Regions from separate parts of the Homo sapiens genome. Here region 1 is linked to region 2. Evidence: chromatin contacts called from ENCODE Hi-C or POLR2A ChIA-PET data. All regions are on one chromosome and are shown on one strand. The core of a region is the stretch at or near the end of the contact, and the rest is flanking DNA. Distances in the headings are between cores, read along the strand shown.

Region 1 (4,435 bases), core at 1,437-3,936, 2.7 Mb after region 2:
TTAGGCTCAAAAGAAAAATGGTTGTGCATTTTTAATATTAGGGAACTCAAGCAACCAACAATGTTTTAAAGGTTCCATAAGCTTCATGGAATACTAGAGAGTAGCATTCAGTATTTAATAGCAACCTACCGCACAGGCCCAGCAGCAAAAGAGATCTTGCTGCAATAGCACAGTAACCCCTGAGGCAGCATGCTAACAGAGAAGTGAGGGAGTACAGTGTGCAATGGTCTAGCAGACACCAGCTGCAGGCAAAGGCAACAGCAGCACAATCAGTGTTACTACAGTGGAGTGGATGAGAGGGAAGTCAGGAGATGAGTTCAGAGAACTAGTCAGGGACTAGATCACACAGGGCTTTAAAGCCATTGTAAGCCTGTTTTTCTTTTCTTTTTTTTTTCTTTCTTTTTTTTTGTGATTCTGATAAGAAGCCACCAGAAGGTTTTGAAGGGAAATGAAAGTTCTGAGTATGTATGACAAAAATCACTGCTATTTGGAAAAGACTGTAGAGGAGCAAGGGCAGAGGCAGAGACTTCTCAATCATGTAGGTAGGAGAGGACTGTGGCTTAGCTTAGAGAGGGAGAGAGAGGTGGGCAGATCTGGGTAGAGTCAACAGATTTTGTTGGATGCTTGGATGCGGAGTCTGACCTAAAAAGAGAAGTCAAGAGTAAATTCCTAGAATTCCGGCCTACTTGAATGGCAGTAACTGAGGCTGTTTATTGAGATAAGGGAGGGAGCTGAGGGGAAACAGAGGGAGAACTTGGTGAATCTGGCATCAGTAGTTCTATCTGTCCATACTAAATTTAAATGCCTATCAGACTTCCAAGTGGAGATGCTGAGTAAACAGCTGGACATACACATACATCTGGAGCTCAGAAGCGAACTAAAGCTAGGAATAAAATTTTGGAAGTCATCAGCTGATAGATATTATTTATAGCCAAGGAATATGGCTTGGGATACAAATTGTCCTGGGGGAAAGTATGGCTAGAAAAATATGGCCAAGAAATGAACTCTGTGGCATACTAAGATTTAGTGGTGGGGAAGCCTGGAGACACAATGAAGCAGAATGAAATGCAGAATATGGTGACCTGGAAGCCAAGTGAAGAAGAAAGAATATTAGTGAAGAACATTAGTGAAGAAAAAAGAATATTGAGGAGGGAGTGATCAAATGTTACTGAGGGGTCAGGAAAGATGAGAACTGTGCACAGACACTGGATTTCACAAGACAGTCATTGGCAACATCAGGACCATGCAGGGGGTAATGGGGACAAAAAGCCTCAGATGAGAGGGGGTAGGAAGAAACAGGGAAAATGAAAATGGAGACTTAGATTAAATCTTTCAAAGAGGATTTTTGTTTGTTATAAAAAGAAGCAAAGTAGGGGAGCGGGACCTAGAATGGGATGTGTGGTCTAGGGGGGATTAAAGACAGAAGATTTAACAGCAGATATTTGTTAAATGAATACATTTTAAGAATAGCATAAGGAACAAATGACTCAACACAGATGCCCATGATTCAACAGTGTAAACATGGTTTATACTTCAAGTTCCATACGGTAAGGCGTACATGTCACATTTACTTTGCTTCAAATGTAGGTGTCAATATTCTATACCTGCTTATCTATTTTCTGATTTGAATGAGATATAAAGTGGAGTTGCTTAACTCCATTTATAACCATCCTACTACTTCAAAATATTAAAATGTAAGGATTGATGGGCTGATAGGTGCAGCAAACCACCATGGCACACGTTTATCTATGTAACAAACCTGCAAGTCCTGCACATGTATCCCAGAACATAAAATTAAATTAAACAATAAAAAAATAGAAATACAGATTCTGGAAATCAAGCTTACCAAATTAAACCTTCAGAGGTGGGGGGATGCATTTTAAACAAAAGTCCCAAATGCGTCTTACCATCAGGCTTGTTTGAAAAACACTAATCTAAGGAATACTAAACACTTGGAGAAGGACAAGTTCTTCTCCTGTGTAGACGTGCAATGTGGGTTCAGGGGATGACACTTCAACTCTATATAATGGTGTATTTTTACCTCCAGATCATATAGCCTTTCCCACCCTTGCTTTTCAAAATTAAAAGGATAAATTAAAAAATAATAATAAATATGAGAATATTTTAAAATACTTTCTTTAAGAAGTTTACTACCGTGGAAAGCTGGAGAGGTCCTAATACACTGAAAACTAGCTCACAGCTGCCAGTCAAATTATTTTTATCCAAATTAGCTTTGCACAAAAAGCCAAGTAGGAAAACCCATGCCAAAACCTCCAGCACTGGCTCTGTGTGCCTGGCAGGGGCTCATGCAGAGCCTTTAGAGCATTTAAGACTCTGGGCTATTTGCTTATGGTTCTGAGGTGTCTTTTCGAAAATGGGTTTTCTAGTCAAAATGAAACAAAAAGGCAGACAGCTGTGTGGATTTTCCCTTCAGAGTAAGCCAAGTGACGGAAAGGCCTGCCCGCCCCGCTGGGGACAACAGCGCCAGCACCCGCGCCGTCGGGTCGGGTAGGCTGGGGAGGTAGCGCAGGCGGCCTGGCCCCCAGACCACCCCGCGCCCCTGGCGGCCTGGCCCCAGCCCACCCCGCGCCCCCGGCGGCGGCCCCCGCCCTAGCGCCCGGTACTTGCCTGCAGGCGAGCGCCACCACAGTCAGCCCGCGGCTTTTCTGTCTTCCTTTCTGGCCCAGCGAGAGCGCCCAGGGGGTGGGCGTCTTGCCCCGGGCGTCGAGAGTTTGGGGCCGTCCCGTACGCGGCGCGCCGCAACCCAGTCCCCGCGACCACAGCAGCCTGCTCCCCACCGCGCTTGCAGAGCCCGGACGCGCGTGAGTCGGGGGCCCGCAGAGGCCTCACCCTTGGAGGTCGCCGCTTGTCAGGCCTGACTGCTGTTGGCGCCCACCCCGCCGCCCCCGAGGGGCCGCTCGAGGCCGGACTGCTGCTTTGCCGTGGCAGGCCCCACCCGGGACGTGGCGCTGCGGGCCGGGGCGGTCCAGCTGTGAGTCAGGGGTTAATGTGGCGGGATAACTCTCTGCAGAGGGAAGGAGCTCGCAAAGAAGGGTGGAGGAGGGGAAACCGCAATGGGGAACTGTCACCGAGGCTAGTGGACTCTCCCTGCGCTTTTTTTTTTTTTTTTTTTTTTGGCATGTACCCCAAAAGCCAGAGGTCGAGGCCCAGAAAAATCTGGAAAGGAATTCCACCGTGTTTGCTCCTTACAGACCAGACAAACCGTAGATCTTTCAGAGGTACAGCGACTCTCCTGGTTCCCTAAGATAGTCTCGACTTTTCCTTTCCCTTTGCGGCCCTCTCACTTGACTACTGCAGCCAACCATACCCCTGATTAGGGGGTGCAGCACATCAGCCTCTGCCCCCAAAAACTACCCTGCGAAAGATCCTTTTTCTCAGGTTCGTTCTCCACAACCGAACAGATTGGAACTCCACTGAATAAGAGAGAACAAAAAAGCAATTAGTTAAATGAAGCGTAAAGAAGCCTTATAAAGCCCCATTGCTGCCTCAGGCACCCAATCTAGTCATAACCTAAGAGGTCCAGTTCAGAAATCTCCCCTCCCCTTTTAATTCTCAGGCAATCCCTACTCCCTGCCAAAGGAGAACCCAGTTACTGAACATCGGATGAGACCATGGATAGTAAATTGGGAGTGAAGGTCCATACCTGGGTCTCAGAAGCACAGTACAGGTAAAGCTAAGAGTTATTTCCTCCTTCTCTTTCCCCATCCAACAACAGGATGCCTTACTGAAGGTAGGCACTTCAGGTAGTAATTACTTAGTGAAATGCCGCCAATGTAGTCAGAAATACCGTATTATGTACCGTGTCAACACAATTCATTATTCACGGAGTTGATTCTCCAACCACTGCACCTCCCAACAATTCTACCTGAACTCTTTGGGTAAGCAGTGGCCTCCTAAATCCAACTGATACTTTTGTTGCCCTCATTTTTCCTGGGAGTCTCTTTGGCGATTGACAAAGTCGACCATTGTTTCCCAACACTCTGTTTCCTTGATGTTGACAACCCCACTTTGCCTTTATGCTCATCCTGCTTGTTAAAATTCTTTCAGGCCTGTTGGGAGGCCGAGGCGGGTGAATCACGAGGTCAGGAGATCGAGACCATCCTGGCTAACACGGTGAAACCCCGTCTCTACTAAAAAATACAAAAAATTAGCCGGGAGTGGTGGCAGCTGCCTGTAGTCCCAGCTACTTGGGAGGGTGAGGCAGGAGAATGGCTTGAACCCGGGAGGCGGAGCTTGCAGTGAGCCGAGATCGCGCCACTGCACTCCAGCCTGGGCCACAGAGTGAGACTCCGTCTCAAAAAAAAAAAAAAAAAAAAAAAATTCTTCTTTCAGTTTCCTCTGCCTGTTCCTCTTTCTCTGGCAACCCTTCAAAATCAGAGCTTTTCACATTTTCCCACTGAAATACCACCAATGA
Region 2 (4,540 bases), core at 973-3,472:
TGCTCACGGGGGTCTGTATGCTTTATTCTGTGCACACAATCCCGTTTTTCCTTGAGTCTCCTCCATAAAGCAGAGCCCGGGGTAGGCCTCAGGGCTATATGTAGCTAGACTTTCTGGAGTATGACTAAGTGTCTGTACCGGACTAACACAGTAACAACTACTAGGTAACTGCAATTTAATTGCTCAAATCAGAACTAACTTCTAAAACATGTTTCTTCCCTTATAGTCATAGACTAAATTCTAGCCTAACTAGTGACAGATACAAGCTGTAATAATGTGTTATCTGTGTCTTAGCCTCCTAGGTGAAAATTTTTTCTTCCTTTATTTTTATCCCTATGGTTGAAGAAAGTAGCAGAGACCAACTGAATGAAGGTAAAAACCACTGGCTTTCTTAGGAAGAACTGTAGAGCAAAACAAAATTCATTTCTGGAGAGGAATAATTCCTACTTGAACGAATGGAAAAATAAAATCGTAGAATTAAAAAAAATAAACACATTGTAGAATAAAAACAACTTTGGTAATAAATTCAGATCCTAATCGTAAAAATTCATTTTTTAAGTAGCTCAATTATATAAATGACTCACTTATATAACCAAGGAGCTATATCATGGAGCATTTTTAAAGGTTTTTGTTTTTACACTAGGGTAAGCATTTCCCAAGTTTGTCTGTAACATGTGGCTTTTTCAAAATAAAAGAAAATGAGAAAATTCTCCCTACTGTCTCAATTAACGTAATTATGAATTAAGGAAGACCTAATTGATAGGGTTTTACTCTCTAGGTGCATAAATATATGGTGAAATACTCATTAAAATAATTACTAGACAGAAGTGCTCAGCTCCCTGTACCTTCTGAGATCCTCCCACCAGTAAAGGGAGGACGACAGAGTGGTAGCGCTTTCCTGTTAGTGTGCCAAAGAGAGGGGACACTGGTCACCAGGATAATCTAATGAAAATACCTCTGGGCTAATCGTCAAGAGATAGGGATTAAGTTAAGGTTCCAAAATGGTGAATACTATCCCCACCCCTTATGTCCAACCTCATCCCTCCCCGCCGAGCTTTCACTTTTCTCCCGGGAATTGCGGATGTGCAGTCTACTGCAGCAGCCCTGCGGGGAGGAATGGAGGAAGGGAAGGGGACGGCTGCAGGGTGTGTCACTTACGAGATGTAGGCTGGGTAGCCAAATCCTATCAGGTTGCAGAGGAGAGAGGCTCCATAACCGAACACCAGGTACAAGGCCACCAGTCCGATGACACCTGGGGACCACAAGGAGAGAAGTGGGTCGGGCAGCATGAGAGCCGTTCACGCGGGACAGCCGCCGCCCACACCGCGAGGCTGGGCCTGTTGTAGGAGTTTTCCTCTCGACTCGATTAAAGGAGCGAGAAAAACAAACCACACGAAAGCTGGGCCTGCGCGTCCGCTGGGCTATGCCTTGAAGTCTGGGGATACCAGGCAGCCCCACCATTGTGCCTCTCCTACCTCCCGCAGGGGGCCCCGGCGCTTTGCGCAGCAACCCCCGGCGCCCGGGACGGTCCCAGGCACCCGCTTCCGCCCTCTCGCAGGGCCTGCTGGGCAGCGCTCCAGCCTGGGAAGCTGCGCTCAGCGGGGAGCGTCCCGAGAGGCCCGGACTCCCGCACACGCTGCAGTAGCAGCCCCCGCCCACCCGAGAGGCGCCCTCTCCGGGCGGAGCTCCACGGAGGGTCGGGTAGGACCGGGTACCTCCGTCAACGCGCCCGCCCGCAGGGGCCCCGCCGTCCGCGCCCACCGCGCAGGACAGCAGGAATAGGGCGCCGGGCCGCGGGGCAGACATACGTCAGCGCTGGCCCTTCCAGCTGCCAGCGCCCGGCGCCGCAGCTGCCCTCCAGCCCCGCGACCCTCAGCCTGGGCAGCCCCCGCGGGGTCCTCCGATGCCCACGCTTTCCGGGAGGCCAGCCTGATCCCTGAATATGCTGCTTGTCCCGTCTGTCTCCGACTCCACCTTTCCCGAGTCCTCTCCCTGCTTCCTTCCCCAGCAGCTGGGGCAGCGGCGGCTCCCGTGGCCCTACCAGCGGCGGCGACCCCCGGCCACCCACCAAGAGCGATGAAGCTCCTGTTCACGCCGGTTTTGGCCTCGAGCTTGGCCAGAAGGTCAGTCATGCAGTTCTTCTCGTGCAGGAACCGGTCGAACCTCTCCCTCATGGCCGCAGACATGGCGGGGACCGTCTCGCCGCTCGGGGCTGTTCCTAGTGCCGGATAGACTGGAGCGGCGACTGCGGCGGAGCAGCGGCAGGCGGGGACCGCGGCGCGTCTACGCGTCCTCCACTCGCCTCCGCTCGCCCCGCCCGGCCGCCGCGCGCCCCTCCTCGGCCGCCGCGCGCCCCTCCTCCCCCGCCCAGCGCCAGGGGGACAGCGCCACACCCTGGCGGGGGCGGGCCTGCAACTCCGCGGACGCTGCGAGGTGGCCTGCCTGTTGACAGTCTTAACCCATTGCGGGGTAAAAAGGATGTGGCGTGGGGGCGTGCATTTTGTGTCTCTCGTGGGTCCCCTTCTCAAATCGGACTATTGCAAAAAGCAGGCAGAAAGGAGGCAGGCGTCCTTGTTGCTCCCGCCTGCAATTCACTGCGATGAGTTTGGCACCTACATTGCTGTGCTAAACCTAAGGCATTTTTGACCTAAAAAATTGAAATGTTTGAGCATCGTGAAAGAACTCTTTGGAAGCAGTCCTGCTTTCTCCCTCTTTGCCTTAACTTGGCAGTTTTTCTCACCTACAGACAATCGTTGCCTTGTAAAGACCCTTGAAGAAATCTAACACATCCTCCCTGGGGTACACCTTTTCCAAGCAAAAACTGCATTAAATCTTTTCATGGTGGGCTTGCGTTGTCTTGGTGTCTGATACTGTGGCAAGTGTCCAAATTCTCTCTGTGGAGCCAATATACTCTGCACTTCCTACAGTCAAAATACTCTGAAGAAGACGGAGATTCTAAGGTCCAAGCCTTAGGGCAGGAGCTCATTTTTGCTTCCTTCAGAATGAGTTGGCCATGCTCTTCCTCCACCTAAACCTAGGCTCCTCTTATCTCACCCATATGACTTCCAGACACTCCTAAAATTACTCTTGTTGACTCCTATTCTGCACACTGCTGCAGAATTTTTGTCCGAAGCTCCGTATTATTATCCTAACAGACTAGAGCTCCCATTCCTTGGCAGAGCATTCAATGCCCTGCCCACAACTGGCCCCGAACATTCTGTCTTGGTCCTACACAACCCCTCTGTGCTTTCAAATCTACTTAATTACCCTACTGCCTTCCACTTCTGCAAAAAGTTATCTTGCCCACGCCTAGCTTTTTCCTTTTATGCTAATTCTCCTTCCTCCTTTCTTCCTCAGAGCTTCTTAGCTCAGCTTTCTCAGCTGTTCCTACCACCACCCAGCCAAATCAGTGAACAAGTGAAACAACCTGCTGTCTACTTCTGTCTTTTCACCTACAGTTAATTCTCAATGTGGCAGACAGTAGAATCTGTTTTAAAATGTGCGTCAAGTTGTGCTATGTTTTTGTTCTCAACCCTCCAGCAACTTCCTATCTGCCTGAAGGAGGGCATCAGGGTCACAGGTGACATGGTTCATCCCTCCCCTTTCTGATGTCTTCCCTTACTGCCTCCCTCCTTGCTGTGCCTCAGACAAGGTAAGCCCATTCCTGCCTCTGGGCGTTCGTTCACTTTTCTTCTATTTCAGTGGTTCTCAACCAGGAGCACTTCCTCTCCCCTTCTTCCTCCTGGGGGGAGGAGTAGCAATGTCTAGAGATACTTTCGTTGTGAAACAGATTGTCACACAAGGAGAGCAGGAGGTGGCAAGTGCAACTAGCATCTAGTGGTTAGAGACTAGGGGTGCTGCTAAACATCCTGTAACACACAGGACAGCCCCCACAACAAAGAATTATCCAGCCCCAAATGTCAATAATGTGACAGTCCAGAAACCCTCCTCTATCTGAAAGTATCTTTCCCCAGTTAACCATTTAACTGTCCCCTTCCATTATTCAGATATTTGTTCAAATGGTACCCCTAATCTCAAATTGCAACCCCCAGTGGTCTCTAGCTTGATTTTTCTCCATAGAATTTATTACTGTCTGGCATTATGTTCTACTTTTTTTTTTTTTTTTTTGAGACTGTCTCACTCTGTCACGCAGGCTGGAGTACAGAGGCGTGGTCACAGCTCACCGCAGCCTCGACCTCCTGCTGTGCTCAAGCCATCCTCCCACCTCAGCCTCCCAAGTAGCTGGGACCATAGCCGTGTGCCACCATGTCCGGCTAATTTTTTCTGTTTTTAGTATAGATGGGGTTTCACTATGTTACCCAGGCCAGTCTTGAACTCTGTGATCTGCCCACCTTGGCCTCCCAAAGTTCTGGGATTACAGGTATGAGCCACCACCATGCCAGACCATGTTCTATTTTTAAATTATCTTTCTTTCCTCACTAGATTATGAGCTCCGTGAGGGTAGACATTTTTGCTTATTTTATTTGCTTCAATATTTTAAGCACATTGAACAGTGCCTGGCACTTAGTAGTTGTTCAAT

What was found. A loop is a pair of places that touch in the nucleus more often than their neighbours do. ChIA-PET counts read pairs that join two places held with the same protein, here RNA polymerase II (POLR2A). Pooled maps may share reads with other maps.
Region 1: a loop to region 2 is called in a pooled map, with 3 times the contacts of the local background. The contact joins the promoter of TICAM2-AS1 here to the promoter of REEP5 in region 2. A Hi-C loop is called at or near these places in 1 of 50 pooled maps. POLR2A ChIA-PET finds 5 or more read pairs at or near these places in 2 of 52 experiments (B cell and activated T-cell).

Annotation. Positions count from the first base shown.
Region 1 is chr5:115,599,469-115,603,903 of GRCh38, forward strand. TICAM2-AS1 (TICAM2 antisense RNA 1) reads left to right here and starts at 2,687. Exons shown (of 3, transcript NR_109875.1): 1 at 2,687-2,992; 2 at 3,578-3,688. The region is part of intron 3 of TMED7-TICAM2 (TMED7-TICAM2 readthrough); the gene reads right to left. TICAM2 (TIR domain containing adaptor molecule 2) reads right to left here and starts at 3,011. Exons shown (of 2, transcript NM_021649.7): 1 at 2,629-3,011. RefSeq lists enhancers at 2,333-2,412, 2,361-2,883 and a silencer at 2,503-3,002.
Region 2 is chr5:112,920,005-112,924,544 of GRCh38, forward strand. It overlaps REEP5 (receptor accessory protein 5), which reads right to left and starts at 2,223. Exons shown (of 5, transcript NM_005669.5): 1 at 2,069-2,223; 2 at 1,159-1,252. The coding sequence starts at 2,186. It overlaps LOC105379123 (a long non-coding RNA gene), which reads left to right and starts at 2,383. Exons shown (of 3, transcript XR_948675.3): 1 at 2,383-3,652. RefSeq lists silencers at 1,414-1,863, 2,224-2,493 and an enhancer at 3,626-3,745.